4 separate regions of the Mus musculus genome follow, and all the other regions are linked to region 1. A link is a loop called in an ENCODE intact Hi-C map of the cell type or tissue named here. Cell type or tissue: heart. All regions are shown on one strand. Links, peaks and the distances in the headings refer to the core of each region. The heading gives the core; the rest is flanking DNA.

Region 1 (8,061 bases), core at 1,147-6,146:
ACTGCTGTCAGGCATTGATGTGGGTGCTGCAGATGGAGCTCAGTTCTCCATGCTTACTCAGCAAAGCCCTCAACACCCTCAGCCACACCTCCAGCCCATGCTCTTGTTTTCAGTAAATACATCTGAGTCCAGTTTGCCCATTTCATTCTTCCCTCTCTTATGTGCAAAATGAAGACTCCCATCCCAGTTCTTACGGTGTTTAGAAAAAAACCCATCTTAAAAAACAGACTCAAAATGCTGCTCATAGAAAACACAGACACTAGCTGACACTGAGTGCAGACAAGTCTCTGGAAAGCAAAACCGGAGGCTAACCAGGTCGGGAGCTCTCAAGCCTCCTCCCAATTCCCCTCTGCAGAATTCCTTTTTGTCTAGGGCAGGCTTGGCTCGTAGCTCTCAAGGCTGCTACTGATTCACAAGGAAGCCCCAGACCCACAGATGTTCACGGGTCAAAGAATCATGAGCTGACCACTGTGCATTTTGGGTTTTGCCTTGAAACACAGGGATTCCCTTTTAAAAAAGAAAAAAAAAGTAAAAGGAAAGAAAGGAAGAAAAATCACTACGAAGGGGAAAACTCTGAGCTAAGTTTTTCCTTTTGGAATCTTGGCGGGTGAGGTTATCGATCTTCAGCCTGGCTTTTGCCAGACACTGTACATTTTGAGCAGGCGTGCAGCCGTCTGTCCATGGCGTGGCTGCCAAAACAGTCAGTGCCGACCTGTAACTTGCCTTTGATTCCAGTCCTGAAGACAGGCAGCCTGCAGGATGGGTCCGCCAGACACAGCACAGTGGCTATGAGGTGGAGCCTGGGGCAGCTGCACAAAACCAGGACATAGACTGAGCTACAGAAAAGTCCAGAGTTCAAATCCTGCCAAGTCTGTTACCACATGTTAGAGTGAATTGACTTCCTTGTGTTGAAATCAGCCTAGCTAGAAAGGTACAGTAATAAGTACAAGCTGCCTCTGCTGTTGAGTCTTTGCCGCCATCACCACCCCCTCAGCCCCAATGCTGTAAGAAGAGACATAGTTCTTCCTAGGCCAGCGAGCTGGAGCTCACGAATGTATTATTCCATGTATGTCCGGGTCCATGGGTACTCAGTCCTTCACATCCATAAGATTGGTGCTCAAGACACTGGTCAGTCTATAGAAAGCGGTGCTTCTGAAGTGGGAACCCAGTCCACATGGACAGGCTCATTGAACTACTCTTGAGGCAGAGAGGAAGCTAGGACTTTCCCTCCTGGTCCGGCATCTGTTGTTCTAACTACTATGCTTTATCCAAGACAAAACACTATGGATTTTTATTTTTCTCCAAGCCTTTGGGAGGTCTTGACCTAACTGCGATTTAGGATTTACCTCTTGTTACAGCTTTTTATTGCATTTATTTATTTATTGTATGTAGGCATGTGTAAATGTATATGGGTGTTAGCATCAGAAGCTGTTTATAGCCAGCCTCTGAATCCAGCGATGACATCATCCCTAGGTGACAAGGATCATCCTGCATCTGTTGCCATGGCAACCGCTACACATTCCCTTTCCAAGCCTCACCTGCATCACCTGTTACCTACTTCACTGCCTGGATAAAAGACAGAGATCCTGATCCATCTCTCTTTTTCCTCTCCCTCTTTTCTTCCCCTCTTTCAATAAAAGACCTCTTTTGTGGGAGCTGTGCTGTCTTGGCATGATCTGTCCAGGAAAAAGCAGTTTTCAACTAACAGTGGGTATATGAGGTACAACAGTTCATGTATATAAGTCAGAGGACAACTTTCAGGAGTCAGTTCTCTCCTGGTAAGTAGGTTCTGGGAATCAAACTCAGGTCACCATCTTGGCGGTTGCCATGGCAACAGATGCAGGACGATGTCACCTAGGGATAATGTCATCGATGGATTCAGAGGCTGTCTGTAAACAGCTTCTGATGCTAACACCCATGCACATTTACACATGCCTACATACACACAATAAATAAATAAATGCAATAAAAAGCTGTAACAAGAGGTAAATCCTAGAACGCAGTTAGGTCAAGACCTCCCAAAGGCTTGGAGAAAAATCAAAATCCATAATGTTTTGTTCCCTCTGACTTCTTTAGAGTACCTTGACTTAGGATCCTATTAGTAACAGCAATAATGATGAAAATTGATGTGAATTCACAGAGGTTGTACACAAAAGAGGGAGGTTGTATTGTTTCTAGTTTCATGCTTTTAAGACAAAGTCCTGCCTTGAACTTCCCTTGCCTGAGCCTCCTGAGTGATGACATCAGAGGCATGCACCATTATGTCTGCCTGTCATGAGGAAAAGTCTTAATTTAGAAAAAAAGAGTTAAAATTTGGCTGTATATAATCCAGTACTTCTGAAGTCTTGATTCTCATTCTTAGAAATCACATCATAGCTGTGACAAAGAAGGAGGAGCAGGGTGGGGGAGAAGAAGGGCAGGAGAAGGGAGAGGAGATAGAGGGAAGGGGAGGAAAAGGAGGGAGGGAGAGGAATAGGAGAGAAGGAGGGGAGGGGAGAAGGAGGGGAGGAAGAAGGAAGAAGAGGAGGAGGAAGAAGAGGAGGAAGAGGAGGAGGAGGAAGCAGAAGCAGAAGCAGAAGCAGAAGCAGAAGAAGAAGAAGAAGAAGAAGAAGAAGAAGAAGAAGAAGAAGAAGGGGAAGAAAAAAGAAGGGGAAGAAGAAGAAGGAAGGAAGGAAGGAAGGAAGGAAGGAAGGAAGGAAGGAAGGAAGGAAGGAAGGAAGGAAGGATGTCATAGTGGGGACATTGTGGACTGCTGCCTTCAGTAGGATAGTGATACAATGGACTGGGTGTTGCCTTCAGTGTGTTCCTCCCTCCACATCTACTCTGGGGCTGTCCCAGACTGAGACAGTAACACACTACAGTGCCAGTTTTCACACGAAGAGCTGTGACCCTGACCACAAACTTCCTCAGAGCCGCCCTGTTCATCTCAGATCCAGTGCTCTCTCCTTTCAGCACACTTTGCTATTTGTTCTCTGGCTATGACTGAGAGATGCTGAAATTCTATGCCAGTATGTAACCCCAAAGGAAAACTCATGAGTCCAGTTTGTGAAATAAGCATGAAAAATAACAAAGTGTTAGCTTGGGAAATACTGCAGTTCTTCTAGCGCTGTGTGGACACGTGTGCCGCAGTATTAGCATCATATGGGGCCTGGGGCATAGCACAGTCTTTTTAAAGATTATTTGCCAAATCCCACATGTGCCGGCCTCATCTGATGTATCTGAACAAAGTCCACTGACATCCTGAGGGGTTGATGTTCTAGAGAGGACACTGTGAGTAGTTTCCTGTCAGAGGAGCCATGCCTCATGATGCATTTCCTCTCTCCCTGCTTCCAGAGGCTCCAAACACCCTGCTCAAGGAACATGGCTCGCAGGTGATAAGCATTTTGATAGATGCAAGATGGGACAAATAACCCTGCCGTGAATGGCTCAGAATCATCCTACAGTTTTGCTCAGTCTCCTTTTACATCAGGAAAAATGTGGAAACTCTTTTTAAAAATCACTTTGATTAAATAGTTTTATTTAATATTTATATGAGCATATAAAATGTGCTTGGCTCCAATCTATCCCCATTCTCTCCTCTACAATTCCTCCCCTATTCTGCCTCCAACTTTCCCTCCCAACCTCCTGATATGTTCTCCCCCTCCCCCTCTTTCCCATCCCCTCTGAATGTTCATGAGTACAGGAAAATCAACTGGAGCAGAAGCAGCCTTCCAGGGCCTGCATCCCTGTGGGGTGGGGGTGGGGGGGGGCAGGATAGAGGAGATGTATAGAAAAGGGAAACAGTAAAGATCTTTGAAATTGTCGTATGGAAGCTTACTGCTGTAGAAATTCTTTCAAGAGTAAAGGCACAGTAGCCCATACTTTTAACCTCAACACTGGGAAGGCAGAGACAGGCAGAGCTACAAGTTTGAGGCCGGCTATTGTACATTGCAAGTTCCAGGACTACACAGTAAGACCTTGTCTCAGTCATAACAATAATAAAGTAAAATGTGATTTTTAATATTTGTTTAATATTTTCATAGGATTCACATAATTCAAGTCAATCCATAGTGCCCGTGCTTAATAGGAACACAGAGGCCCTGCCCCCACTCTTCTCTTGACCTATGGTTGGTTAGGGAAAAGAAAGGCTGGCATCTCAAATGGCTCAGATCAGACTTTGAAAGGGAGGTATTCCCCTGGCCATTGTGCAGGGCACCTGAGTGTTCAGTACACTAGGGGGAGCTGTAGCCACAACAATATACTCCAGATTCCAAGAGCTTTCCAAACCTCAGGCTTCTCCCATATGGACTGACTTCATTCACCAGAGCCTTGTGGCCCAGAAGGAGCTCATGGCTGGTGTGAAAAAAACACAGTAACACCGTTCTTGGTGATTACATTATTAGTGTCTCTAAGTCATATGACCTGTTTTTGTTTAATTGTTTTTCAGAAAACCTTTGTTTTGATGTGTAGTATGCCTGCCTGTATACTCCATATATTTCTATAAGCTGAATGCCACTCACATAAAGTACCTTTCAGCTCAAGAATTTGGGGAAAAAAATATTTATTTTACCCCTAAGGCAATGAGGAACCTTGAGCATTTCAGAATAGTCACCCGAAGCAACTGCTGTTCCATTCTCTGGGTTAATTAGTAGTTAGGTGACCATCCTACTTTCCCATCCTATTGTTGTCTTACAGGTTCTGATTTCTAAGCGGCACACCCCTAAGGCTCTTTATCGTAGCCTTCCATCTGGGTTTGCCCAATGGCTGTCACTCAGGAAATGAGACTTTTTGGGTGAACTCTGCCTCCAGCTGGCTTAAGGGATAGAGGAGTTGCAAAGGCAAACTCACACTGTGCCCTGTGCCCTGTGCCCTGTGCCCTGTGCCCTGTGCCCTGTGCAGTGGAAGACAGACAGCTGCTGGAAGACTGATTTCCTGAGTGGGAGAACGTGCTTTGCACAGTCATCTACTGAACCAAGTAGCGCAAGTGGATGAGGTGGCATTAACTCCGTATTTCCAGCTTGAGAAGCAACATACAGGAAAAACCACGCATGCAAGAGCCGACCAGCATAGGCAGAAGACCGACATGGGCAGAAGACTATGTCCTGGATGTTTAGGTCAGTTTAATGAGATCCCTCCTCCCTCCCCCATCCCCATTTCATTGGCTTGCATGGAGGGCTCGGCTCCCAGTGGCCAACTTACCTCTGTGGCCATAAGCAGCTAGGACTGTTGTCCATTTCCCCTCTCCTCAGTTTCTGAGGACTAGACACATCTAAAATCTTCTACATCCACCATGACATGGGAGAAAAAAGTGGAGAGGTTTGGCTCTAATTTTCTCTACCCCAAATGCACAGAGTTTCTTTGTTTTTGTCTCCCCCCCACCCCCACCCCACTTTAACACATGTCTTTTCTGGCCATCTAATTTCTTTTCTCTTTCAGGAATCATTACTTGACTCCAGGCAAGCATGTACAGACAGCAGAGCACTGACTCACAACAGCAAAGCCATTTATTTAATTGCTGTAGCCAAGAAGGGTCAAAGGTTATCCTCTCACAGGGGGGTGCAGGGGTGGGAACGGGGGAGGGGGGAGACCTGTTGGGGCAGAACTAACCTAAAAGCAAACATGTGACTTTAGGATTCCTCAGACACACTGTAACTAATTGTACACAGAGTTACATCCTAGAAGAGTAGACATTAGACACATCTTACCACCATCATGCACAGTCTTTAACTTGTCTACCAACTCTCTTGTTGAAGCCATTGGAAGCTATGTAGCTTCCAGAGGTATAAATGTATTAGTCAGTTAAACCCTGATGATAGCAAACACCAGCCAATATCTGGGACTTCATATACATTCCTACAAAGTTTTCAATGTAATGTGTAACATTGAAAGATGCTAAATTGTAAATAGTTATTAATTATGTTTCAGAATTTGTACATTGACACTACAATGGTTATTGTATTGAACTAGATATCTTAAGAATCAGAGGGGAGATAGAATTTTTGTTCAACATAATTGTTAAATGATTGTGTAGCACCATAACATGATTGAAAATGTCACATACATTCTGTCAAACTCAGATGTCATCAGTTTTGTGGATCAGGAAACTACAGCTAAGATAAGCAGAAGATTTATACTGTCACGTGATCACAGATTTGCAGTAGAATTGGTTCTAGAGCCCTCTGTTTAAATAATACCCTGTTTGCCAGGCAGTGGTAGCGGACGCCTGTAATCCCAGCACTCAGGAGGCAGAGGCAGGAGGATTTCTGAGTTTGAGGCCAGCCTGGTCTACAAAGTGAGTTCCAGGACAGCCAGGGCTACACAGAGAAACCCTGTCTCAAACAAACAAACAAACAAACAAACAAAACAACAACAACAAAAAAAACAACACAGAAAACCAAACCTGTTTACCTTCCTTTTGTCTGAATTATGCTGCCACTGTGCCAGAAATTGTTTTCATTTTCTTTAGTCATGGGACATAACTTCAGAGTTCACAAGCAAACTGATGGGTGTGTAGCATTTGAACTCTTGGCCCAGAGCTCAATGAAACAGCAAGACAGCCAGAGGGAGGCTCAGTCCCCAACCTTCACAAAGCCAAACTGTAAGAAAAAATAACTCCTTGTTTGGGATTTTTTTTTTAAGTCTAATTGCAGAAGATACCCTGGTCCAGGGTTTCACCTGGTATGATCTTTCACTCTTCCTGTCATTTTAGTACAATTCTTTTTTTTTTAATTTTTTATTAGATATTTTCTTCATTTACATTTCAAATGCTATCCCAAAAGTCCTCTATACCCTCCCAAAGAAAATAATTTTTAGTATAATTCTTAAGTCTTGAGGGAGTAAAGGAAAAAAACAAAACCAAAAACGTCAGTGTTAAGACAAAGGTTTATTGAGTGAAAATAAGGAAAGTGTTCCTTCTCCTGGGCTTTGCAGATCAATGGGAAATACTAGGGGTCAGGATACCAGGTGGAGAAGCACCAGCATGCGTAGGGGTTGAGTGTGGGAGGTATGGGGGTGGATGGAGGACAGATATCAGGAAGACCTTTATCCCACTTACCTCCTCCATGCCAGTGACATTCAGTTCTTTGCTACTCTGTTTCCAGACACCTCTTCCTGGTGATGGTCAGGCAAGATAACCTGAGTTCAGTTGTATCTGCATCAAGGCTGTTGGCTAATCCAAGCTGCTAGCTGTTTCCCTAACTGGTCAGAGGGATGGCTAACCCAAAAGGCAGGCCTGTGGAGGGCAGGGGTAGGGCTCCAGTGCTGTCTTCCACATGGAGCCTTAGATCCTTAGACGTCACAAACCCTCCGGACTGCAGGGAATGGGGGTCTGTGTGTGCTACAAACTCTCTTCCCCTCTGGAGACAGCATAACAATGAACACAACAACACAAATAAAGACACTCTTAAAATTGTAGATGGATTTATTTTATATTATTGGCCTGTATCCTGCCTGCCAGAAATGAAGATACTCTAAAAGACACTTGTGTCACTCAATCAGACTGCCGAAACAATGAACCTCAAAGAAATGGAATGTCCCCAGGAGTCCCATCATGGAAACAGGAAAAGACTTCGCCAGTCCAGGATACTGACTACCTGAAAGAGAGTTCACACAGTTCTAATAACGAGTCAGACCACCTTGCAGGATGAGACTGAAGCCCCGACCTGGACTGTCTGGATGTGCGTACTGAAGCCCATGCTGGCTGTCAGGCTGCTTCAGTATCATAAGTACCTGTTACACATTTCAAAGTCCACACTAGTGTCCTAGCCTGTCTAACCTCCCCAGGCTTCCTTCCTCCTGGATACCCATTTGTTCTTTGTCATGACAAGGTCTTCCCCTTTCCCCTGTTATCCTCACTACGGTCTCTCCTCTCTCAGAGAGCCCTAGTCAGGTCTGGTCTGCTGGCCATAGTTAGGCTACTGCTTTCTCTCTCTGCTCTGGATTCCTCCCGATGTCTCTGGACAATTTTTCTCTCTTATGAGCAATAAAAACCTTATTCTTAACCAGACCATGGAGGTGTCATGTGGGCAGCTTCTGTCTACCTCCATCTCATACATCGTTGACTCTCTAAATGCTGATCTCACT
Region 2 (8,061 bases), core at 972-5,971, 240 kb after region 1:
TGTCCTCTAACTGAGGATACTGCTGAACGCCTGGCCAGTCTGCACCTCACAAGTGCTAGGATTCCAGGTGTGCACCACCATGGTTCATTACTTATGCCATCTTCTAAATCAAGATTTGTTAAATGCCATTAAAAACTATCTTAATAACAGATCGCACCATAGCAACCGCTCAGTGTCTCTCATTTGGACTACTGCACTGCTATATAATCTGTGGCTTCACCCCTAATCCAATGTCCTGAATAGCTTACCAACAAAGCCCCCGGGATCAGTCTATCTCTGCCTCCTCAATGCTTGGATTAGAGATACATGCCATATTGCCTCAGTTTTATTATGTGGATCTAGAGATCAGTCTTCAGGTTAGTCCAGCAAAAACCAGGTGAGGTGTCATGACAGCTATAAGGGCATCCATCTTAAAGACCCATTTATTTAATCATGTTCTTTCTCTAGTATAAACTCACGTTGCTCTCATTGCCTCAAGAACAGGCTAGGCTCAGCATTTGTGGTTTTACGCAGCTCTGCCTTCCTTTATATCTTGTATGCTATAGATACACCAAAGTAAGTGTTTCTCTCACTTCTCTCCTACACTGTTCAAGCTGTCACTGCCTGGAACCCTCTGGCTTCACCTCCACCTGCCACGTGCAGTCTTCCTCTTGAAGCTTGCCCTGCTTCTCCTGTGTTCACGCCCTGCACAGTACTATCTCCTCTCCTATGCTTCTATGGTGACTATCACCGTCTACCTTGTGCAGATGCTATTTATAAAGTGTAATCTCTTCCGCTACCAGTTCTGTGGAACAGCATTTTCTGTGAAGATGGAATGCATGGTTTACTGAGCACTTGAAATGTGGGCAGTGCAACTGTGGGTATGAATTTTAAGTTGATTTAAATAATCACAGGTGCTTGCTCAATCAGAAAGCACAAAACCACATTAAAATGTTCTGAATGGCGAATTGAATTTTATCCAGTTTCCTGTAGCTACTACAAAGAATACTTGGAAGACACAGTCTGCCCTTATTTTCATTAGTCTTGTGGCTAGAGGGGACTATCCACCAATTCTATAAACAGAAATCATAATTATCAACTATATAAAGACATTCCTAGTTATTTATGTTCCAAATCAAATAGACTGAAAATGTTAGAAAACATACCCAGATAAGCCAAACCTCCAGTTTGTTTGTAGGGAGAAAATAAGAGGAGGGACCATCTATCTGGAGCGCATTAAATGCCTCCCCTTGCTGAGCCAAGGAAGCCCCTAGGAGTTGAAAGGCCTCCTCTATTTTGCTGCTACTGCTGTGCTGAGGCGGAAGCCCAGGGCCTCTCACAGGTGTGTGTTCTAGCACTACAATGCATCTCTAGCCCAGGTTGGCTTTCTAAAAGTATTTGTTTTGAAATAGTGTCAAACTTATCAGAAATTGCAAGATCTTTTAGGCTTAAGTGATTTTGAGAACCGGGCAGATGTTACCCGATAAAGGCCAAGCTCATAACCAAACTTTCAAAACATTTTGAGACACTACAAATGCCCTAGATTCATCAAATATGACTTTTAAAATGCTTCTAATTACCAATATTTAAAACTTATCACCACTCTCTGTATGTGTATGGCAGATAGGAAGTATACATCCACACAGAAAAAGCATATAGAATATACATATTTTTTTTTCTGAGCCACATGGGTAAAGTTTTATACATTGTGTTCTTTTACCTCTTTAACCCTTCAGTGTGTTTAAGAATATTGTAATGAAGAACAAATTTCAGAAGGTTAAAGATAACATAATACTTACATTGTCTCTGTAGTCCTAACTTTACCTAACTTTACCCAGTTATCCCAATACAAACTACTTTGTAACCTTTTCTTTCCCAGCAAGGGATCCGCCTTGGGGTCTCATGTCGCATTAGGATGTCATGCTCTTTAGCATCCTTTAATCTGCGATCTTTGATTCTTACAAGATCCCAGAAGGGGTTTGTTCTGTTTTGTTTTTTGTTTGTTTGTTTTTAAAGGCATTAGTTCTTTCATAGAGTTTTCCTCTACATAGCTATCTGGGGCTTTCTCTTCATTAGAGATCCAAGCTCTTCAAATTTGGGCAATGATGTACGATTATATCTTCTCTTCCTTTTCTCAAACCCATTACATTTGTTTATATGGAAAATATATTTCTATTAAAATGTGTACACGTACATTTCAGAAAACAAATTTTGAACAGGAACTATTTTTTTCTTAATCCACTTCTATTATTTCAGCAGTATATGTTCGAATTGTGCCTCAGTTTAAGAGAAGTACTGTTTATTTAATAATTTCTTCAATTTATCTAAAATCATTACACTGACTATGGAAATAATTCCTCAGAGAACTGTAGTATTAGGGCTCAATGGCGTCTGTTACTGTGAATTAATGAAAACAGCATCTACTATGTGAATTATAATTTACTTTTACTTCGAACACAGAAAAAACACTTTTTCAAAGTATATACTTTTACTTTCTTAATGTCAACCGAGAGAAAAATTTAAAAGTTCCAATGTTGTAAATCATTAGCACTCTGACTTCTGGCGGGCTAAAAGTTTTTAAGTAGAGCTAAACCCCAATATTTCAGGTACTTTGTAAAACTGAGTGTAAAAAGGAAGTGAAAGGGTTTTAAGTGTTTAAAAAAGGGGCTTTAAAAACAATAAGCAATAAGCACCTATGGAGCTTATACTGATAACAGAATAATAAAAATAGTCCTTCCGGATTTTTTTCGGTAGTATGAATTTCTTCAAGGAAGAAACTGGCAGCGATATGCACACTTTGGACAGGGTCAAGAAGAAGAAAAAAAAAGCCTTTTTTTTTTTTGCCATATGAAACCGCCAAGATTTTAAAATATTTTACATTGTGAGAAACATCTGAACGTTGACCACCACCACCCAACCCCACCCCACCCCGAGGGAAAACGAAGCACATCTTTAAGAAGATAGAAACCAGAAGTGTCCCCTCCCCCGCGTCTCCCCTCGAAGCTAAAGTGTCTTTGGCTCTGCTTCTAGGTCTTCTAGGAACGTGCAGTTACAATCGCAACGACTCGCTTGATTCTTTAGATCGTTCTCTCTGCGGGCCCCCACTGCTGATCAAGGAAAGTCCAGCGGCCGAGCCAAACTCCGCTCGGGTCCCGCGGCTTCCAGGACGCGTCCCGCACCGCCCGGTCTCCATCCGACCCGCCGTCCCTCCCGGGTCACCCGGTAGCTCGCGGCCTGGGCGCGGCCCGGCTCCAAGGGGGTGTGTCCGGCTCGCGGCCCCGCAGCCCCGCAGGCCCGGCGCTCGCCTCCGCCTCAGGCCCACCTGCCCCGCGGCCCGTCAGGGCCTGCAGGGTCCCGCCCGTCTCCCCGAGCTGGGCCGCCGGCTCGCACGGCTCGCCCTGCTCGCACAGCCCGCCACCCGCTTCCGGAGCCGCGAGGCCCTCGGCGGCGCGCGCACCGCTCGGCTCCTCTCTCTCTCCCTCCCTCCCTCCCCGTCCGAGCGTGAGGGACCCGCGTGCTCCTCCTCAGCCCGCGCCGGGACGCGTCCCCTCCGGCCACGGCGAGCCGGGAGTGGGGACGGCGGCTGGCGGAGGTGGGGCGTGGACAGAGCATCCCCGCCACCCGGCGGAGGGAGGCCTCGTCACGGCCGCCGCCTCAGATCTCGCGGTGTTTGCCGGCCGCCGCGCCGCCATATTGTGTGGCCGTATTTTGATGCGGACTGGGCTGGCGGAGCCGCGGCGCGAGCGGGCGAGCGAGCGAGAGCTGGGGGGGTGGGGGGAGGGCAGGCGAGCGGCAGGGGGGTGGGGGCGGAGGGAGGCAGGGCGGCCGTGCGAGCCGGAGCCGAGCAGCGGGCCGCGGCGACGCCGCCCCGGCCATCGCTTTGATCCGCGGCAGGCGCCGGCGGCGGGGCGCCCCAGGCCGACCCCCTCCCCTCCCCCTCAGCCGCGAGCGGCGGCGGCGGCCGGAGGGAGTTGGCGGCGGCCGGGCGGAGGGGGCCGAGCGGGGAGGGAGGGAGGGCTGAGGTGTCCCCCCTGCCGGGTGGAATCGGCGCTGGCGGCGGCCGCGGTGACGACGGGGGAGACGGCTGCCCAAGTGGGAGAGGCGGCGGCGGCGGACGAGGAGGAGGGGGAAGCCGCGGCGGCGGCGAAGGGTAAGCGGACGGCGCTGCGGGGCCTCGGCGGGATCCCTCCCCACCCCCCACCCCCCCCACCCCCAGCCCGGCTCCCCGCGCCTGCAGCGGCTCGGGGACCGGCTCTGCCTGGCGCGCGAAGCCCTAGCGGGGCGTCCGCGCCTTCCTCGCCTTCGTCCGCCGCTCCGCCCGGGTCCTGCCCGCGGTGGCGAGGCGCAGGGAGGCCCCCCAAGTCCTGCGGGGAGGGTGGGGGCGGGGAGCCTGGGGCCTGGCCTGGGCTCCGGGGCGTCGGGGGAGGGGGACCGGGCCTGCCCCGGAGCCCAGCGCCGGAGAGAGCCGGGGGTGGGGGTGCCTTGGCCCCCGGTCCGCCCCCAGGCCTGTGATCTGGAAGTGGGAGGGAGGGAACCAGACGCCTTTGGGGGAACCCAGGTCTGGATAACGATGACTTCGGGGCCCGCGAGTTAAGGGAGAGCCGGGGAAGTTAAGTGCAGGGTAAAGAGGAAGCACCTCTCTCGCTTTGCTTTCCGATTTTGCTTGTCTGCAGCCTTCTTCCAAATGGGCAGCACGCCCCGCTGTGAAGAGGTTGGGGCCCCCTTAGAGTCCACAGGACTACTCTGATTTTCTTGCCCCGAGATAGTGGTTGGAAGAGGAAGACTTAACAAGGGTCCCTGGGTGTTGCTGACAGGTGACAGGTGGATCTGTCTGTTGCTGATGCTGTAGAATCCTTGGCTCATAATTGTAGGCCGAAAGTGTCAGGGAGCGTGTGAGTTTGTATTTACGTGTTTGGCCAAGTTTCATTCCATATATAGTATATTTGAGATGCTAAGTTTCCATTCAAGTCAGCTTAATTGTTATGGAGGAATTCTTCAAATGTTTCTGATAAGAGGGGTTTTCAGGAGAGTGGTGGAGACTTGCAGCCTCCTGGAGCTTTTATTCGAGTCTCCGTGAAGTTCGGGTTCCCAAAAGCATTGCAGGCTGTTGGTAAATGGGCTTCTAGTCATTGGAAAGTTCTTGGACACAAATGCAGTATTCGAGGCAGCAGCCAGACACTCTAGCTTTGCATCCATTTTGTCAGTGCTGGGTAAGTTAGTAAAGTGCCAAATCGTAGGGTTAGGTTGATTGCCATTTTATAAAAGGAATGGCTTTGTGTCCTAGCTTACTCAAAGGAGATGTTGCTCATGAAGCAGCTTCAAATTTTGCTAGGAATTTCACTGGGTACAAAAGAGGGTTGTTTGTTTTTTGTTTTGGTTTTTTTTTTTTTTTTTTGGTTTTTTTGTTTGTTTTGGTTTTGGTTTTGGTTTTGGCTTTTAGTTATCACTGTTTACCACACTTGGTACAGCAAGAGTTTTGATGCCTTTTCAGAAGCATCCTTAATGTCTTAGTAAAGGTGAATCCATGATTACTTTTAAAACTGTACAACTTGAAACCTTTTTGAAACCATACATATTTCTAATAAATGAACAGTTGCCTTTTCTTTTACTATATGCTTTAGCTAGCTACTTTAATTCCAATCCTTAGGAAAAAATGTCAGATTCATGAGTTGGGTTAGTATCCAGATAGTCCACGAAGGCTTCTGCAGCTTTTAACACGTGTGTGGAATGAATATGTTGAATGGTGGTACTATCTGTGTATTAGCAGGAAATAGAACAAAAATTCCAGTGATTCAGAACCTCTGCTTGCCCCTACACCAGTGTGTAATAGAGAGTGCTTTATGTTTTCAGGCTTAAAGAATCAAACTGAAAGTTGAATATGGCAATTATTATGTTAGCCACTGAATATATGCCATTGCTTCAACTTTCTTTTTGTTTCATCAGATAGCTTTTTCTGAGTTAGAATGGTTTCCAAAGGACACTGGGAAATACCACTATTCAAAATGTTCTCTGTGACCTCTCATAATAGAACCTGTGTTTGTATAATTCATAAGTAGATGAAATGATCAACGGTGCAAATGACAATGCTTCTCAGGGAGCAGACTTTAAGTCAGCTGTGGAAAGAGGTGCTTACCTTTAGCCAAGGCTGTGGTAAGATGTGTAGTTACCACACCTATTTAAGTGAGGCAAATTCTGCATAGTTAGGTGCGCACTGCCCAGACTCCCAATTATGTCCCTACTGAGTGTTTTATGCTCTGGCAAAGGTCTTAACATGATTGGCTTTGTGCCTTGACAGAAATAAAAGTTTTATTCCTCTTTTATGTAAGGAAAATTCCCAAAGAACTGGTTCAGTGAGCCACCTTCATTTTGAGAACTAAGCATAAAGTATAGCAGAGATTGCTTGTTTATGAGGCATGCGGTAGTAAAGCTCCAGTAGGATGGGTTTTCTAACCCTGAAGTTACACACACACACACACACACACACACACACACACTAAATGCTTATTTTTATGAATATCAGGATACTTTAGAAAAGAAGTTTTGCCTTCCTATATTTTTAAAAGTTCCTGGAAATATTTATAATGTAGATTATAAATCATAGAGTAACGTTTACATTTCATTATATCACATGCCTCAGAGAACAGAAGTAATGCTTTTTGTTTTGATTGACTTATGTTGTCTTTCTTTTAATAAGAACTCTTTAAATCAGGATTATGCGATAATAGAGACAGGTGTGCCGAGGAAGATGCTAGTAAAGGATTGGATGAGCAGTTTGCAGGAATATGGAAGTGTGGGGAGTAGATGGCTGCCAAGTATAGCAAAGTAACTGCTGGACTGCATTGAGGAGAGTTTTTTTCTATTGATGGGTGCTCACAAGCTGTGTGTGTCTTCACTTAACACTGTATTCAGATAGTAAGAGATTTGGAGATACTGAAATAAAATGAAAATTAAATATATGTTCACATTATTGACCTCTGGCTTATGGTCCCCTAAGTATTTGCCAGTATTTTAAAATTTTATGTCCAAATTATTCTGACCCTTAAAAAGTCAAGAATACACACTTACTCAGAAAGGCAAGCCCTAAGTACTCCCGGAGTTGCTAGGTACTGTGCATTCTCTTTGGTTAATCACTAAACTCAGCTGTGAGCTTGGTAACAGAGGCCAGTATTAAGGGGAAGACTCTGTCATTTTCTGAGTATCCTCATCTCAGAGCAGCCTGTTTATTACAAGTGGTGCTTTACCCACACTAGTCTTGTTTTTTGAAGGAAATGGGAGGGAATTACATATTTCACTTAGATTTTCTTGACTCTGAGGATTGTTAGCTGACAAGTTGATGTTTGAAGATTTCTGTAAGATATTTTTTAGGTTTTGCCAGTTTAAAAGTACATTAATTCAAAACTTTATGTAGATCCCTATCTCTATCTCCCAGTGGTGTTTGATAAATAAAGTTTTGCTGAATGTGACTATTTTATTGACCCTGTTCATTTTGTTTGTTTGTTTGAGATGGGGTCTTGATTTGAGCGCTGACCTCAATGCAGTGCTTACAGGTATGTCCTTGCCCTCCCTCATATTAATCAGCAGTTCCATTGCAGAAGTTTTACTATACACATAGTGTCCTGGTTAGGAATGAGAGCCGTGCTACTGAGCATCAAATCCCTACGGGGTACCAAGTTTTCATTCACTTCTCAAGTTTTTATTAAGCACTGCTTGTAGTGTCTGGGACACCTAAATCCTGAAGATGTAGTACACTGAACACAGACAAAATTGTTCTCATATAGTTTATAGGTAGAGATGTAATGAGTGAGTAAAATGTGTCTGGGGAAAACACAAGGAAAGAAAGCATGGAGGCTGAGCAGTGGGCATTGTTTGACCTCAGCTCTGCAGCGAGTACCAGTCTTGATTTCAGAAAATAGAACTATCCAGTGACATTTTTTTCTTAGACTAAGAATATCCTTTATAACTTGGAAACAAAATTGTATTTGTGCTTCAGAATTACAAATTGTTACAGAATTTCAATTAGTAGGGATTTCCTATTGTTAGTACTTTAGAAAGCTACTTTGTGACTCAGTAGAAAATTCTGGA
Region 3 (8,061 bases), core at 2,009-7,008, 310 kb after region 1:
ACCTTCCACATTAAACTCAGCGATAGGGAGGAAATGATGTCTGCGCTCTTCCTCCAGACCCTGAGTCCTGGCTTCCCTGATACACTCCATGCTGTCTTCAGGCGGTGGCTTGGTATGTGGCCGGAGCCCCCGAACTGCTGACTAAACAGAACGGAAGTCAAGCAGGGGAAAATCCAAAAACAGCATAATTACAAGGGAACATTTTATGTTGAAAACATTGCTTGGCTGGAAAATTTGAAAGAGAAAAGCTTGAGCAAGTTCTCCGCAGTCCTGCCTCCAGAAACATAGTCTTACAAGGTTAGTTCTGTAATGGTCCGAAAGTGGAGGAGCGTTTCCCTCAGAGTGGCGGCTTTCCCTACTGAGGGGCCTCTCCAAAAGACAGCACCGGCTGACTCTAGGCAAAGGTCCCTGGAAAGAACTCAGTCCTCCACTGTACCTGCTGGGGAGTGAAGTTATCTATGTCCACACTCTACCTGTCAGGGCCATGCCAGAAGCCACAATGTGAACATCTAAACAGAACTGTTCCCTAGGCTGCACACGAATGAGGTTCTTCCTCTCCCACCTCACAGCGACACGAAGGCAAGTGAGCTTGAGTTAGACCATCCTTGCTCAACTTCACAAATCTGTAATGAGAACGATGCATGGTAACTAGAGCAGTCTAGATTCAAGCCTGGCAAAACAAAACAAAACAAAACAAAACAAAACAAAACAAAGCAAAGCAAAACAAAACAAAACACCCTTCTGGCCAGCGCAGAGACAGCCCGGAAACGAGGACAGCTCAGGAGACCTGTTTCCCACCGGTGGCTCCAGGTCTCCAACTTCAAGCTGCTCCCAATCTGTAACTGCTTTCTGCCCCAGTAATCTAAAGAAAGAAGGCAATATGCCTGGTATAAAGAGTTTCTCTGAGTCTAAACCGATGTCCTATGAGAGGCTTCTGTTTTTCAAGATTTTAATAGGCCCTCATCCACTAGAGACACCACCCAAAAGCAGAGAATCTGAATGGAAGGATCATATCTAGTGCACCCCTGTGTGCCAGCCTGAGTCCAGTTGGGGGAATGGCAGTCCAGATGGTGGTGGCACACATCTTTAATTCCAGCACTCCAGAGGCGGAGACGGAGGTGGGCAGACCTCTGAGTTTGAGGCCAGACTGGTCTACAGAGTGAGTTCTAGGAGTCAAAGCTACAGAGAGAAACCCTGTCTCAAAACAACAACAAAAGAATTAGGGAAATGGGACTGGAGAGAAGGCTCAGTGGTTTCGAGCACTTGCTGTTCCTGCAGAGGACTTGGGTTTAGTTCCCAGCATCCACATGGTAGTTCACAATCTCCAATTCCAGGGATCCAACCCCATCTTCCAGGTGGGAGCCCCAGGTATGTGTGTAGTGCACATACATAGACTCAGACAAAACACTCATACACATAAAAGTGAATCAATTAAAGAGTATTTTTTAAAGCAAGCTGTGAGAAGACCCTTTGAGAGGGGAAGCCCGGGCAGGGGTCCCCATGCTGCACCCCACCCCACCATTAGTGTGACGTTTTCTTGTTTTGGTTCTTTGAAATTACTGTGTAGTCTGAGCTGGCCTGGAGTTCATGGTAATCTCCCTGCCTCAGCTTTCCAAATGCTGCTATTACAGGTACAAGCTGCCATACTTGACTGGAAAAGGGTTTTGACAAGTCACCCAACCCGCATCTTTCCTGCCACCCTAATCTTTTCTTAGTATTGGCATACCGACACCTGCTTCCTTTTGACCGTTCAATGTGTGCACGCCATCATACTTCCATTTTTGTTAGCCCTTCTCACTGCCTTTCCCATCCTAGCCATTCCCATCTTTCTGGTCCCTTCTGCTCTCATGACACATAGGTTTCATGACTTCCCCTTGTCTCCCACTCCCTTTTCTTAAATCTCTTTCTCCTCCTCCTCATAGCGCCTTTTCTTCCTTCATGTCATATATACTTATATAAATACAAACACATATGCATGCATCATATGCATAAACATCCACCATATACACACACATACATATCTATGGGTGCTGGGAACCAAACTTGAGTCCTCTGGACAAACACTCCTTTTGTTGTTGTTGTTGTTTGCTGTTGTTGTTGTTGATGATGATATATGGGTGTTTTGCCTACATGTTTGTGAGCTACTTGTGTGCCTGGTGCCCACAGAGGCCAGAAGGGGCCTCTGGAACTTGACTTACAGACAGTTCTGGGCTGCTATGTGGGTGCTGGGAACGGAATGTGGATCCTCTTGGAAGAGCATCAGTGCTCCCAAGCACTGAGCCATCTCTGCAGTTTGCCCCGGTTTTACTCTTGTCCATGTGGATATCCAGTTTACTCCGCATGGCACACATCTCTGCTCTCCAGTGGTCTCTCTTGGCAAGATTAGGTGCCCAGAGGCGTGTGTGCTTGTGTCCATTGCTCGGCATATCTTCGTGTCCAAATCACATTACAAATAGAGATGAAGTGACAAGGCACAGACAGCACCCTGCACAGTGCTGCGACTCGGTGAGCATTCCAGAAGCTACAACAGGAAGGAGTTCGCCATGGTTCCGGCTACAGTTTTCTGTGTTCCGGTCTTCACTCCCTGCTTCCCGGCTCATTCCTGCATGGGGTATTTACTAAACACGCTCTCCTGATTCTCCCTCACACTGATTCTTCTCCTGTCTGGTAAAATTATGTCCCACCCTTTATCCGCTGCTCTGTCTTTGCTTTGCGTGGGAGAAGTGGCAGTCCCAAGGTGTTCTGGGTCAACTCAGTCCCAGTGTCCTATGATGCCACGGGACCACGGAAAGCGGCCAGCAGACCAGTGTGTAGCATGTAGCTTGATGCAGACTTACTGTCAGAAGCTCGTCCTGGGTGGCATCAAGACCAGACCATCCTCGGCAAATGAGCACAGAAATGTCAGCATGAAGAAGGGTCAGGACACAAGGAACCACGTTAACTGGAATCCCAGGTTTATCTGAAGCTGACTCCGAACCCTCTTCTGCTAGGGGCAGCAACGCGCTCCACTTACAGTTTTATCCTTTATAATCTGCTGAGGAAGTAATGGGGGAAATTCAGCAAGCACGCTTGGGAGTGGGCACGGCAGTTAAGGCTAAGATGGCCACTGGGGTTTTTGTTTGAGGGGTTTGTTTTTACTTTTTTGTTTTTGGCTTTTTTCATCGATTATTACAAATACAATATGGTTAGAACTCCATTTTTCCCATGCAGAGACAGAAATTTACTTAGTTTGTTGCGCACTTATTTAGTTCCCCTTCTTTAGGCCAGGATATTTAGAGACATAAAAATATCTTGGCCTAAAACTTTCTGGAATTCACCCAAGATAAATTGTTAGATATAAGCAAAGTAACTCATATTTTATGTCCTCTGATGCTATTGCCAAAGTACTTAGTAACAAGCAAGCTTCCTTGTTACTAGATATCCACCTTCCCAGCTCCTCATTAGCAAGAATGTAGCAAAAAACAAACCCCAAACCACCATTAGCACAGCACCAGTACACAAGAAAAAAAAATTTAAATTTAGTTTTAAAAAATTGTGTATATCAGTTTCTTGACCAGGGGAGTCCTCCCAGCCTGGCTGCTGTGCTCCCTGAAGACTCCTCCCTACAAGCCTGCACAGCTCCTTCAAATTCCAGCCCCAACTCTCTTGTTCTCCCTGCCTCACTCACTCTGTTTCCAACTGTCTTGACGGAATGGGCTTGGTATCACCCAAAGAAGAAACCCCTTTAGAGAACGGAGGCCTGGATGAAGCTGGCGAGCGGCCCCAAGCTGTACAACAGGGTTGCTTCATTTCTTGATTGAGACAAAACACAAATCCCCTTTGTTAGGTTCATTTGACATTTATTTATTTGTTGCATGGCACAGTGTGTGTGGAAGCCAAAGATTCATGAGTTGGTTCTCGCCTTCTACCATTTGAATTTTGAGGATGAAAATCAGGTCTTCCAGCTTGGTGGCTCACACCTTGCGAATGGAAGCCATCTTGCTGTCTGTAGTATTTCTTTCATATTCAAATGCATGGATTTTTTTTTGTTTTGTTTTAGGAAAGAAATGGTAGGAATGTAAATGTGTGCTGTGTGTGTGTGTGTGTGTGTGTGTGTGCGCGCGCGCGCGCGCGTGCGCGTGTACCTGTAGATACACAGATGGGGAAGGCGTAATTTCCCTTAGGAAAGGAGCAGGAAACTGACTAGGAGTGGTTGATCCTGATACCCAATACATGACAGAAAGGCCTGAGGCGCCTTCTCAATGACAAGGCCAGTGTCTGCATCAGTGACTTTTTATATTTCTCTGGGAAATCTACAGTATTGAGTTATAGTTCCCAAGACAGAAAAACAAACCATAAAGAGGAGACAAGATTAGTCTCAACAATGATGAACTGAGCTCTGGAATCCAAGATTTAGTCAAACAAAAATCAATGTATGAGCAATAAACAGTGAAAGCATATGAAGGAAAAAAAAACATGTTTATAATAATGATATGAACGATAGTAATGAAAAACTGCAAGGCATCCAAGAGTAGTTCAATTACAATGTGTATCAATATCTGTTTAGAGAAAATTATAATTATTACTGAACTCAAGCGTGAGCGATATTAAGATTCCATTCAAGCACATAACTATATTCTCTGGAGTTTTCTATATGCTTAAAGTTTGAGTTAGGATATAAAATGAAAATGAATTTAATTTGCCTTTCTAGTTATCCATGGTATCCGTGCTGTTATTATATCTGATAAGTGGTAAATGTGCCTTTACTTACCATGTTCTATCATCAACTGTTGTCCGATCAAGTGTTCCCTGGAGCCAAGGTTGCAGAAAGTGTGGCACCCAGGTAAACGAGCCATGCTGCAACAGCGACACCTAGTGGTCACAATAGTGACATTCCACCTCCTTGCCCCAGCCATAACTGTAGAGGCTAGGAGAAATGGTCTTTTCATATGATCTTTTTGAATTGTAAGTTTTCTAATACATATGTAGTAGTTTCTCGTTAACATTTTGTCAGGAACTAAGAATATTGAGCATCTTTTCAAATGCATGGCCACACACAGAGTTTTACCTTTTTGTTTTGTTTACTACGATGGGCGGGAACTGCATGCCACCACCTGCTTGCGGAGATGGAAAGACAATTTTAAGGAGTCAATATCTCCTTCCACTTTTATGTGTGTTCCGGGTACTGAACTCAGGTCACCCGGCTTCCACGGCAAGGGCCTTTTACCTGATGAGCAATCCCACCAGCTTCATATCTTTTTAAAAGCTTTTTGTTATTGTGTATATATGTGTGCCTGTGTGGGTTTACACATCACAGGGCATTGGAAACCCAGAACCTTGAGTTATAGGCAGATGTGGGTCACCTGACAGTGCGGGGACTGAACTCCGGTGCCTTGCAAGAGCAGCAAGGGCTCCTAACCACTGAGCGATCTCCCTTCAGTATTTTCTTAAATAAAGCTATGTATCCATGTTTTCATTAGTTTAGTGGTTGGTTTCTAGGGGTTCTCGGTGTATTCTGTACATGTGTCCTCTTACGAATACAGAGGATAAAAAATTTTCCCATTTGTGGCTTGACTTGTTCTCTCCACACTGCCTTCCAGAGAGCAGGTCAGGTTACCACATTTTGTGTGCTAGATCATGCTGTTGGTACTGTGACTTAAAGTCTTTAACTCATGGTCTCATCTTGGGCCATTCTTTCTGTTTAAATGATGCCATTTTAGTATAATATTAAATTGTTGCTATGGTACAGGCTGTAGCTGTACCTTCATCATTTGAGCACAATATTGCTTTTTTTAGATCTCATTTTTTATTAAACTAATAAAATTTATTTTAAAATATACAACTCAGTATTGACATTTTAAGTCATCAAAATAATTTATAATAGTTAAATACCTCTTAAATATAAATGATATCTTCTGAAGCTAAAAGTAGTATGCACTCAACGAGTTTTTAAAATCTATTTGGAATATAAAACATGATAGTAGAAAAAAATCTCTTATGAAGTCCTCTAAGGAAGGAAATTTTGGAGCCAGTCCCACAACACCCAGAGGAAGCTCCATTCCCAGAATCATAGGATCAGAGGTGAGGAGAACACAACATCTGCCCAACACCAGGAGTAACTGGGAGCAGCAGGACTCAGGCGCCCAGGAACTCCACCCCACCAGAGACACAGATCCTTCCAGTCTGGGCTGGTGCCCTCAGCAGACCTTAAGTGCAAACTCTGAAGCCAGTCCCACAACAACCAGAGGAAGCTCCACTCCCAGGCACTCTAACACACCCAGGTCCACAGAATGACAGGATCATGGGATTCCAGGAGCTTGGTCCCACCAAGATCTCAGGGTCCTAGAGGCAGCTTTACTCCCAGGAGCTCTGACAAGCCCAGGATCTCAGGATCACAGGATCCCAGACTCACAGGATCACAGAGACAGCTGAACTCTGAGGAGTTCTGACACAACCAGGATCACAGGCAGGACAGGTTCCAGTCAGATATAGCCACGGCAGGTAGCACTAGAGATAGCCAGATGGTGAGGCAAGCGTAAGAACATAAGCAACAGAAACCAAGGTTACTTGGCATCATCAGAATACAATTCCCTCACGATAGCAAGTCCTGGATACACCATCACACCGGAAAAGCAAGATTCTAATTGAAAATCACTTCTCATGGTGGTGATAGAGGACTTAAAGAGGGACATAAATAACTCCCTTAAAGAAATGCAGGAGAACACACGTAAACACCTAGAAGCCCTTAAAGAGGAAACACAAAAAATTCCTTAAAGAATTACAGGAAAACACAATCAAACAAACAGGTGAAGTAAATGAACAAAACCATCCAAGATCTAAAATGGAAATAGAAACAATAAAGAAATCACAAAGGGAGACAACTCTGGAGATAGAAAACCTAGGAAAGAGATCAGAAGTCATAGACAGAACAAACACCAACAGAATACAAAAGATAGAAGAGAGAAACTCAGGTGCAGAAGATACCATAGGAAACATTAACACTACAGGAAAAGAATATGCAAAAAGCTCCTAACCCAAAACATCCACAAAATCCAGGACACAATGAGAAGAAACCTAAGGATAATAGGTATAGAAGAGAGTGAAGATTCCCAACTCAAAGGACAGGTAAATATCTTCAACAAAATTATAGAAGAAAACTTCCCTCACCTAAAGAAAGAGATGTCCATGAACATACAAGCAGCCTACAGAACTCCAAATAGTTTGGGCCAGAAAAGAAATTCCTTCCATCACATAACAGTCAAAACATCAAATGCACAAAACAAAGAAAGAATATTAAAAGCAATAAGGGAATAAGGTCAAGTAACATATAAAGGCAGGCCTATCAGAATTACACCAGACTTCTCATCAGAGACTGTGAAAGCTAGAAGATCCTGGGCAGATGTTATACAGACCCTAAGAAAACACAAATGCCAGCCCAGACTACTACTATATCTAGCAAAATTCTCAATTACCATAAACAGAGAAACCAAGATATTCTATGACAAAAACAAATTTACATAATATCTTTCCACAAATCCAGCCCTACAAAGGATAATAGGTGGAAAACACCAATACAAGGAGGGAAACTGCGCCCTAGAACAAGCAAGAAAGTAATATTTCAACAACCCCAAAAGAAGATAGCCACACAAACAAAATTCCACCTCTAACACAAAAATAACATGAGGTAACAATCGATTTTCTTTAATATCTTTTAACATCAATGGATCCAATTCCCCAATAAAAAGACATAGACTAACCGACTGGATATACAAACAGGACCCAGCATTATACTGCATACAGGAAATGCACCTCAGTGTCAAAGACAGACGCTACCTCAGAGTAAAGGGCTGGAAAACAATTTTCCAAGGAAATGGTCCTAAGAAAGAAGCTGGAGTAGTCATTCTAATATCGAATAAAATCAACTCTCAACTAAAGGGTATTAAAAAAGATAAGGAAAGACACTTAATACTGGTAAAGGAAAAATTTACCAAGATGAACTCTCAATTCTGAACATCTATGCTCCAAATGCAAGGGCAACCACATTCATAAAAGAAACTTTTCTAAAGCTCAAAGCACAATCTC
Region 4 (8,061 bases), core at 1,791-6,790, 390 kb after region 1:
TGCATTAAGGACAAACTGAATAAATGACGGGTAAGAAGCAAGCCACAGGGAACATGGCAAATAAAGGAGGCCATGAGGCTAAGTGTAACTTAAAGCAAGCAGCATCTGAAAGCATAGACTGCATTTCTTAACACACTGTCTTCACAGCAGCCCAGAGCACTGGAAGGGACCCTGGAATCAGCCAGCTAACAACCACCAGGCAAAAGTTCTAAAGAGAACCGAAACCAAAATATATTTGTCAATACTGAAAGACTTAATTTAGAAAGTGAGGCACACCATCAATTAAAGAAACTGCAGGTGTTATGAACCCCAAAGCTAGACACACTCTCTCTACATAAAAGGTGCATTGTATGACTCTCCTTAGGTCAGCTGGGAGAGGGTTTAGTAATTAACAGTTATGATGTAGACGTTTTTATAAGAATTTATAGCAACTAAAACTATAAGCTACATAAATACAGATACACACATTAGAACCATTTTTAGTTATCAGGAAATGGGAACAATGTTTAAAAACATACAATACATTTCAGTATCATAGCAAGATGTAATATAAAAGTAGTTATTAATAATGATTTTTAAATGTAATGAAAGCCTATATGAAGATTAAAAGTGAAAAAAAGCTTAAGTCAAACACTGTATGAGGTCCCACAACTCAGGAGACAAAGCAGGCAGATTTCTGTGAGTTTCAGTTTGTAGCAAGCTCCAGGCTAGTCAGTTACAGTGAGTCCCTCTCAAAAGAAACAAGCAAACAAAACTACACAGACTGGAAAGTTAAGAGCTAAGAGTCTTGCTGCTCTTCTAGAGGACTTGTGTTTTGTTCCCAGCACACACATCAATTAGATTACAATTACCTATAACTCCAGCTCCAGAGATTCAAGACCCTTTTCTGGCCTCTTCTAGTACCCACATTTATATATGTGTAGATACACACATAAAACATAACTTTAAAAAACAACTTTTTAAAAAACTTCATGTTATACTTGTAATCCCAGCTATTCAGAAAGATGAGGAAAAGAAGAGATTAGTCTAAGACTAGTCTGGGCTACAAAGTAAGGCCCTGCCTGGGGAAATGGTGGAGACTCCACATACACATTACTGTAATTTTAACTTCAACAAACTCTATTAAAAATAAAGGACTGAAAGGAAAAAAATAAAAAGCACTGTAAAAGTATATTTTATTCAGCTGATGTAAATGTCACTCCTGAGGCTTACTGTCTCTAACCTAGGCCTAGTCCTGGAAGCTTCTAGACTCAGTACAATATAATCTAGACCTAGAGTGTTTTCAACCTCTGAGACGTACTGTTCAATAATCTCACCCTTTCTTTTTCTTTCTGATCTCTGGCTGGCTGATTCAACTCAGCTTTTCTGCCTCAAAACTCCTCTCTTAACTGACTGATTCAATCTGGCTTCTGTCTTTCTGCCTCTCCTGAATTGCTCTGCTTGGCCGCATACTAACTCAAGCAATGTGTTCTAGTCTTCTGGGTCACTCCGTCGTCACCTAGCTTGCTCTCTCTCCAACACTCTCCCAGTAAAACTGCCTATTTCTGTTTTCTGCACTGCCTCATCTCTTCCTTTACCTCTCTTCCTGAACAGATCCTATTCTGTCACGTCTGTCAATTAGACAGCTCTTTCAGACAGGAGTGCTTCCTTCTACAAACTAGCTTTGCCTTCATTATTTGGGATTACAGGTGTACTAAGGGAATGACTATTCCAGTCAGAGTAAAGGTGTGTGCTAAGGCTGAGCCACACCACAATTAGAAACAGATTTTTTTTTTTTTCAGTAAATAACACAATCTGGCTTTTCTCATGCCCTTAGTACACCCTGTAGTCCCAAATAATGAAGGCAAAGCTAGTTTGTAGAAGGAAGCACTCCTGTTTGAAAGAGCTGTCTAACTGAGCTGCAGGACAAAGTGATGAATCAGAATTAAAGTAATTTCTCTAATATAAAGCCTTAGAATAAAATAAAGCATAAACTGGATGATTCAACTCAGCTTTTCTGCCTCAAAACTCCTCTCTAAACTGATTCAATCTGGCTTCTCTCTCTTTCCCTGAGCCACACCACAATTAGAAAAAGATTTTTTTTTTCAGTAAATAACACAATCTTGGGGTTCACAATGTGATCAAATATCCTGCAACTAGGCACCATTTGTGTGTGTAAGATTAGAACACACTGCCCAAGTTAGTATGAGGCCAAGCAGAGCAATTCAGGAAAGGCTGAAAGAGAGAAGCCAGATTGAATCAGTCAGTTTTTAGATTAATGGTGGCAGTGCACACCTTTAATCTCGGCACTTGAGAGGCAGGGGCAGCAGATCTCTAACGAGCTTGAGATCAGCCTGGTCCATATAGTGAGTTCTAAGACAGGCACGTAGTTAAGACCGTGTATTAAAAAATAAACGAAGAAAAAGCACAGAACTATCGTAACAATAATCCCAGTCTCTGCAGTGGACTCTGAGAAGGTTGGGCTGGAATATGAGGAGTATGGAAGCCTAACATAAAAGTGCTATTGTAGCCGGGCGTGGTGGCGCACGCCTTTAATCCCAGCACTTGGGAGGCAGAGGCAGGCGGATTTCTGAGTTCGAGGCCAGCCTGGTCTACAGAGTGAGTTCCAGGACAGCCAAGGCTACACAGAGAAACCCTGTCTCGAAAAACCAAAAAAAAAAAAAAAAAAAGTGCTATTGTAGTTGAATCTGGGACTGAAGTCAACATGGCCATGTTCTTTAGGCCCAGAATGTAATGTCTGTCTTTATACACATACCCATAGTTTTCTGAATGATGAGGAAAAAAACAGTCCCAAGGGCTGGGGTATACCTCAATTAGTAGAGTAGTTGCCCAACATTCATTAAAACACTTTAATGCTACAAACTTAAAATTAATATAGTGAATTCCTTAAAATCAGAAGGCCTCTGTAAGCATCTTGACTTTATGCCCTTCGCTTCCTTGATTTGTCCTGTCCTTTCTAAGTGGTTAGGCCAAACTTACCTTCGATATGAAGGTAACATTTGCACATGCTCATCTATGCCTTTTGTGACTGTAAGCTTTAATCACATGCCTTCTAATGGCCTTTGTTAAAGTCCAGACTCAGCATGCTGGCTTGGCTGCCTGGAAAGCCTTAGGGTGATGCTGTCAGCACCCTTCAGACACATCCCAATACTTTGTGCAGCACAGACAGGCAACACACTTTAAATAAAGCACGACTATCTAAAGGCCAACCTGATACTCAACCTCCTTGATGAATACTTGGAGAAGACATGCCTATGTAACACAAAAGAGAGAACCTCTTTTCATCAACAGAAACTAGAAAACAAAGACACCTTTTACCAAAGATGATCACCAAAGAAATGACCTTTGCAATGTGTGGAGTGATAGATTTATAATGGGAAATCAGTCATAGTTGAGCAAACAGAAATGATGTAAGGCGAGCAGTATGCTTCATGGCTTTTTTCCTTGTCGCAACTTGGAAGAACCTGAATTGCATGGTCCAGTCTATAAATTTCTTTTAGATCCTATAAATGTCAACTCTTGTACTGAACTGGAAGGAGCCCTAGACAAAAATTTAGCAAAAAGATTTAGCAAATCCTTGTTGTTAAATGGCAATGTATTATACAGAAGAAAAAAAATCTAATCGTGTGACAGAGAACTACAAGATTTTGTTATCTAAATAAGGAAATTAAATAAAAGGGAATAAATATCAGGGGCTGGAGAGATGGCTCAGAGGTTAAGAGCACTGGCTACTCTTCCAGAGGTCCTGAGTAAAATTCCCAGCAATGACATGGTGGCTCACAACCATCTACAGTAGATCTGGTGCCCTCTTCTGTTACACCAGCATACATGTGGGCAGAACGTTGTAAATAGAGTAAATAAATAAAATCTTTAAAAAAGAGAGAGAGAGAGAATGAATAACACAAGGATATTCAATAGAAAGGAACTTAAAACATTAGTATATATAAAAGTAACACATTTACTTTTGAAGATCATTGAGAACAGTGGGTAAGTAAGTAAGGTATTTATTGTAAGAGTGGGAGATAAAATATTTAGGCCTAAGGTTTCTTTCAACTCTAACTTTCTTCATAATACATGGTATACTGAAAAAGTCAAGTCTATGGGAAACACTGACCAGCTGTGACAACAAAATGTCCCCCTCACAAATGACCTACAGAGGGGAGGCCAGCCAAGCATACGGTTCTTATAAAGGATACTCCTGTTTGGGCTTTACTTTTTCTTTCAGAACCAAATTGGCTGGTTTATCCTGTTCCTTTTCATACTCCTTGAAATCACTCTTGGTATATTTCCCACCTGTTTATTAAAAGAAATAAAAGAATTAGCATCCTATAATGGTACACTAACAATTTTATAAAACACAAAGGACTACTTATGAAAGCACACAGTGGGAGGTAGGGAAGGTGAGGAAGGCCTTAAACCCAAAGCCTGTCTCTGCTGTTACTCTGGTTCAAAGTGCATGTCCAGTTTTCTTTAGTTATATGCTGCCACCTAGTGACCTGGGTGAATATTACAACATCCAACTGAAAAAAACACTGTTCAAGCAAAGCCACCAAGTCCATGAACTCTACTGCATCAGCCAGCAGCTAACACTACTCCAAAGCAGACACCACCCACCACCAATAGGACTGTGATTATAACACGTAAAAAACACATCAAGAGGCTGGTCTGGGAAAGGGTATGGGCCTGGTAAGACTGGCGAGCCAAGCTGGGACAGGTTTCTCCTTCCACCACAAGAGAAGCCAACTCAGAGAGAAACAAAGCCTTGTTCCAACTGTGAACAAAAAAGCTCTCCTCATGAAACAGAGAAAGTTCAACTCCCTCTAAGCCGTGGGTTGGAAAGGAATGATTGATAAGTGAGAGCACTGAGGTGAGGCGCTGGTTCAGACTGCAGGGTGCACTGAACAAGTTTCCTCTGCAACACGGCCTCTGGCGAGGAAAGGCTGCTGTGAATGAACACTGTGGAGAAAGAACATCCCTCACAGACCAGGTATTTCTCTCTCTAGATTTTTTACAGACCTTAATAAAAAATATTGAAAAAAAATCAATACAGCCTACTACTTATTACCAAACAGCCCTGTTTATTTCTTATTTTGAAAGTGCAGTAAAGTCATGGGCAACAAACCATAAATGGTACAGAAAAGGTAATCGTGTGGCTGTAGTGACGGCTCCATGGTTAAGAACGAGGTCTTGCAGAGGACCTGGGTTCGCCTCCAAGTACCCATAACCATCTGTAACTCCAGTTCTAGGGGATCTAATGCTCTGGTCTCTGCTGGGACCAGGCATACACATGGTACACATACATATAGAGAAATAAAATATTCAGACACATAAAATAAGAGTGAATCTTTAAAATAAGAAAAACCAGTAATCTTAATTTTTCTGGTAAAATTTAGCATTACATGTGAATAACTACCAAGGGAAACCTTTTTTCTGTTGTTATTTTGTTGTTGTTTTTCTGAGACAGGGTCTTAACTATATAGCCAACTAGCCTGGAAGTGGCTATATAAAGAAAGCTGGCCTTCAACTCACAGAGATATGCCTGCCACTGCCTTCCCCATGCACAACCCTAAGTGAAGCCTTTTTAAAGCATTGTAAAATGATCTTTTTAAACTCAGCTAGAAATGCAGTTCAATGACAGGACGCGTTCAGCATCTGGGAGACCACTATTCTCAATCCTTAGCATACACACACGCACACACACAGTTAACAAGATACAAAGTTCATGACTAGCGTGGGGAGTTAACACTTACAGTCTCAGCACTCAGGAGGATATTAAGTTTGAGACCAAGCTAGACTCCATAGGAAAACTGTCTCACAGCCATTGAAGAACATTGAGCTCCATAGAGACAGCGGACAGGCACTGGGCAACTGCCTCACGGAGGAAAATCAACTAAACATGGGCAAAGGAGATCCTAAGAAGCTGAGAGGCCAAATGTCCTCAAATGCATTCTTTGTGCAAACATGCTGGGAGGAGCACAAGAAGAAGCACTCGGATGCTTCTGTCAACTTCTCAGAGTTCTCCAAGAAGTGCTCAGAGAGGTGGAAGACCATGTCTGCTAAAGAAAAGGGGAAATTTGAAGATATGGCAAAGGCTGGCAAGGCTCATTATGGAAGAGAAATGAAAACTTACACCGCCCAGCCCCAAAGGGAAGACCAAAAAGAAGTTCAAAGACCCCAATACACCCACGAGGCCTCCTCCAGCCTTCTTCTTGTTCTGTTCTGAGTACTGCCCCAAAATCAAAGGCGAGCATCCTGGCTTATCCACTGGTGATGTTGCAAAGACACTAGGAGCAATGTGGAACAACACTGCAGCGGATGACAAGCAGCCCTATGAGAAGAAGGCTGCCAAGATGAAGGAGAAGTACAAGAAGGATATTGCTGCCTACAGAGCTAAAGGAAAACCTGATGCAGCAAAAAGGGGGGTGGTCAAGGCTGAAAAGAGCAGGAAAAAGAAGGAAGAAGAAGATGAGGAGGATGAAGAGGACAATGAAGAGAGGGAAGAGGAAGATGAAGATGAAGAAGAAAAAGATGATGAATAAGTTGGTTCTAGTGCATAATGTTCTAGCATATAAGAGATCCAAACTTAAGCATGCCTCTACCAAGGACTTACATATAGGTATACAGCAACTGCTAGAAATGTCACACATACAGGGACAGCCTATGGAGAGCTCTGACAACAAATGATGATATACACATTCAATGGAAGACTAAGCAGCCTATGAAAAGAGGCCATATACTAGCACACAGATGCACAGTGAATGATCTCTGAAGACACATTATCAACGGGGGCTTCAAAATACTGAGCATATAGTCTGCATTCTGTGAACTCTACTTTTTTAAAAAGCATGCATGTTTACAAAGAATGGCTGTAGAAACAGGCAGCTGGTTACTTCTGGGAAGAGAAACAGTACAAGGAGTGGAAGAGAATTGCATATTACAACAAAAACAATAAACTTTTAAAAAGTTTGTATCTAAAAGAACCAAATCATCAAAGTCATTGATTATTTCATCAGTAGATGTCTTCAATAGGTAATTTAGATAACTTACAATATAAGCAAACATTAAAGATAAAGGTATTTTCATCCATCAACACATATATACATACACACATTCCAAATATCAGCTTTATAAAATCCTAAATGATCTGCAGTCTACTAACATTTCTCTTAATAGCACATAATTAAAGCGCACACACACACACACACACACACACACACACACACACACACTCCCAAAAGCAGAACATAGGTAAAAGAAGATAAACCAACATACCTTTTCCTTTCCATTTAACCTTTGCAACAGACTGGCTGAAATCCACATGTATCCTCCTGTCATCTATAAGCACATTATCCATTTTGAAGAATGCTTTCTCACAGTCTTCTTCCTATTAGTGATTATAAAAACTCAAGCGTGAATGTTTCAGGAGAGATTTCTGCAGCTAGATCAAATAATATGAATACAAAAAGGCTATTACTACTAAAACTGATATTCAAATACTTCTTATATACCAGATATTAAATGTATTGCATCTACTATCTCAATTAACCCTGGTAATAAACTTTTGAGGCTCCATCTAGTCATAATCTTCACTATCTCAAAACAACAAAACAAAACAAAAATGAAAAAAAAAAAAGTTAGAGGACTCACACTCTGAGATGTCTAACATGAGCATGGTCCCAGTGCCTTGAACTAGACTTTAAACACATATGAATGCTTGATTTATAACAAAGATGGTCCCACAGAGCTCTGGGGAACAGGAATACCTTTATTTTCAGTGGGGCTGGGTATCCAAAGTCAGACAAATGAAATGCAACATAATCCACATTGGACACAGACAAAGCACTGACCCCAATGGAAACAATCTAATAACGTGGTTTATGAAGACAGTGCAGAGGGGCTGCAGAGACAGGTGGCTTAGGTTCCTGCATTTCCTGCTTTTGCAGAGAACCCACGTTTGGTTTCTAGCACCCATTAGCCCACAACCACCCTTAACTCCAATTTCAGTGAATGTAGAGTATGCTCTCTTAGGCCGGCAAGGGCACCATACACGGTGCACATGCA

Evidence for each region. A loop is a pair of places that touch in the nucleus more often than their neighbours do. Peaks named below come from ENCODE experiments on the same cell type or tissue, not always from the same donor. Only the 100,000 strongest peaks of a DNase experiment are listed, where the experiment ranks them.
Region 2: it touches region 1 in a loop (2.3-fold over the local background); 4 of 42 quality-filtered maps call a loop at or near these places.
Region 3: a loop joins it to region 1, with 10 times the contacts of the local background. A loop is called at or near these places in 34 of 42 quality-filtered maps.
Region 4: a loop joins it to region 1, with 8 times the contacts of the local background. A loop is called at or near these places in 16 of 42 quality-filtered maps.

The regions. Positions count from the first base shown.
Region 1 is chr10:8,192,658-8,200,718 of GRCm38, reverse strand. Gm30959 (a long non-coding RNA gene) reads left to right here and starts at 2,692. Exons shown (of 3, transcript XR_871449.2): 1 at 2,692-5,093; 2 at 5,416-5,516; 3 at 6,446-7,984. It overlaps Gm30906 (a long non-coding RNA gene), which reads right to left. Exons shown (of 3, transcript XR_380102.3): 3 at 7,379-7,571. In heart, for the core only: a CTCF peak has its summit at 4,200 (motif pointing right); a DNase peak (open chromatin) is centred at 4,168; H3K27ac peaks cover 734 bases.
Region 2 is chr10:7,951,869-7,959,929 of GRCm38, reverse strand. Tab2 (TGF-beta activated kinase 1/MAP3K7 binding protein 2) reads left to right here and starts at 3,807. Exons shown (of 7, transcript NM_138667.3): 1 at 3,807-4,129. In heart, for the core only: no CTCF peak of the experiment used is centred there; DNase peaks (open chromatin) are centred at 3,639 and 4,489; H3K4me3 peaks cover 3,678 bases; H3K27ac peaks cover 3,001 bases.
Region 3 is chr10:7,880,505-7,888,565 of GRCm38, reverse strand. No RefSeq gene overlaps it. Among named protein-coding and RNA genes, the nearest start is that of Gm24726, 36 kb to the right of the region's middle. In heart, for the core only: no CTCF peak of the experiment used is centred there; no DNase peak of the experiment used is centred there.
Region 4 is chr10:7,806,594-7,814,654 of GRCm38, reverse strand. It overlaps Ppil4 (peptidylprolyl isomerase (cyclophilin)-like 4), which reads right to left. Exons shown (of 13, transcript NM_026141.3): 10 at 7,273-7,384; 11 at 4,197-4,293. Among named protein-coding and RNA genes, the nearest start is that of Ppil4, 18 kb to the right of the region's middle. In heart, for the core only: a CTCF peak has its summit at 4,491 (motif pointing left); no DNase peak of the experiment used is centred there.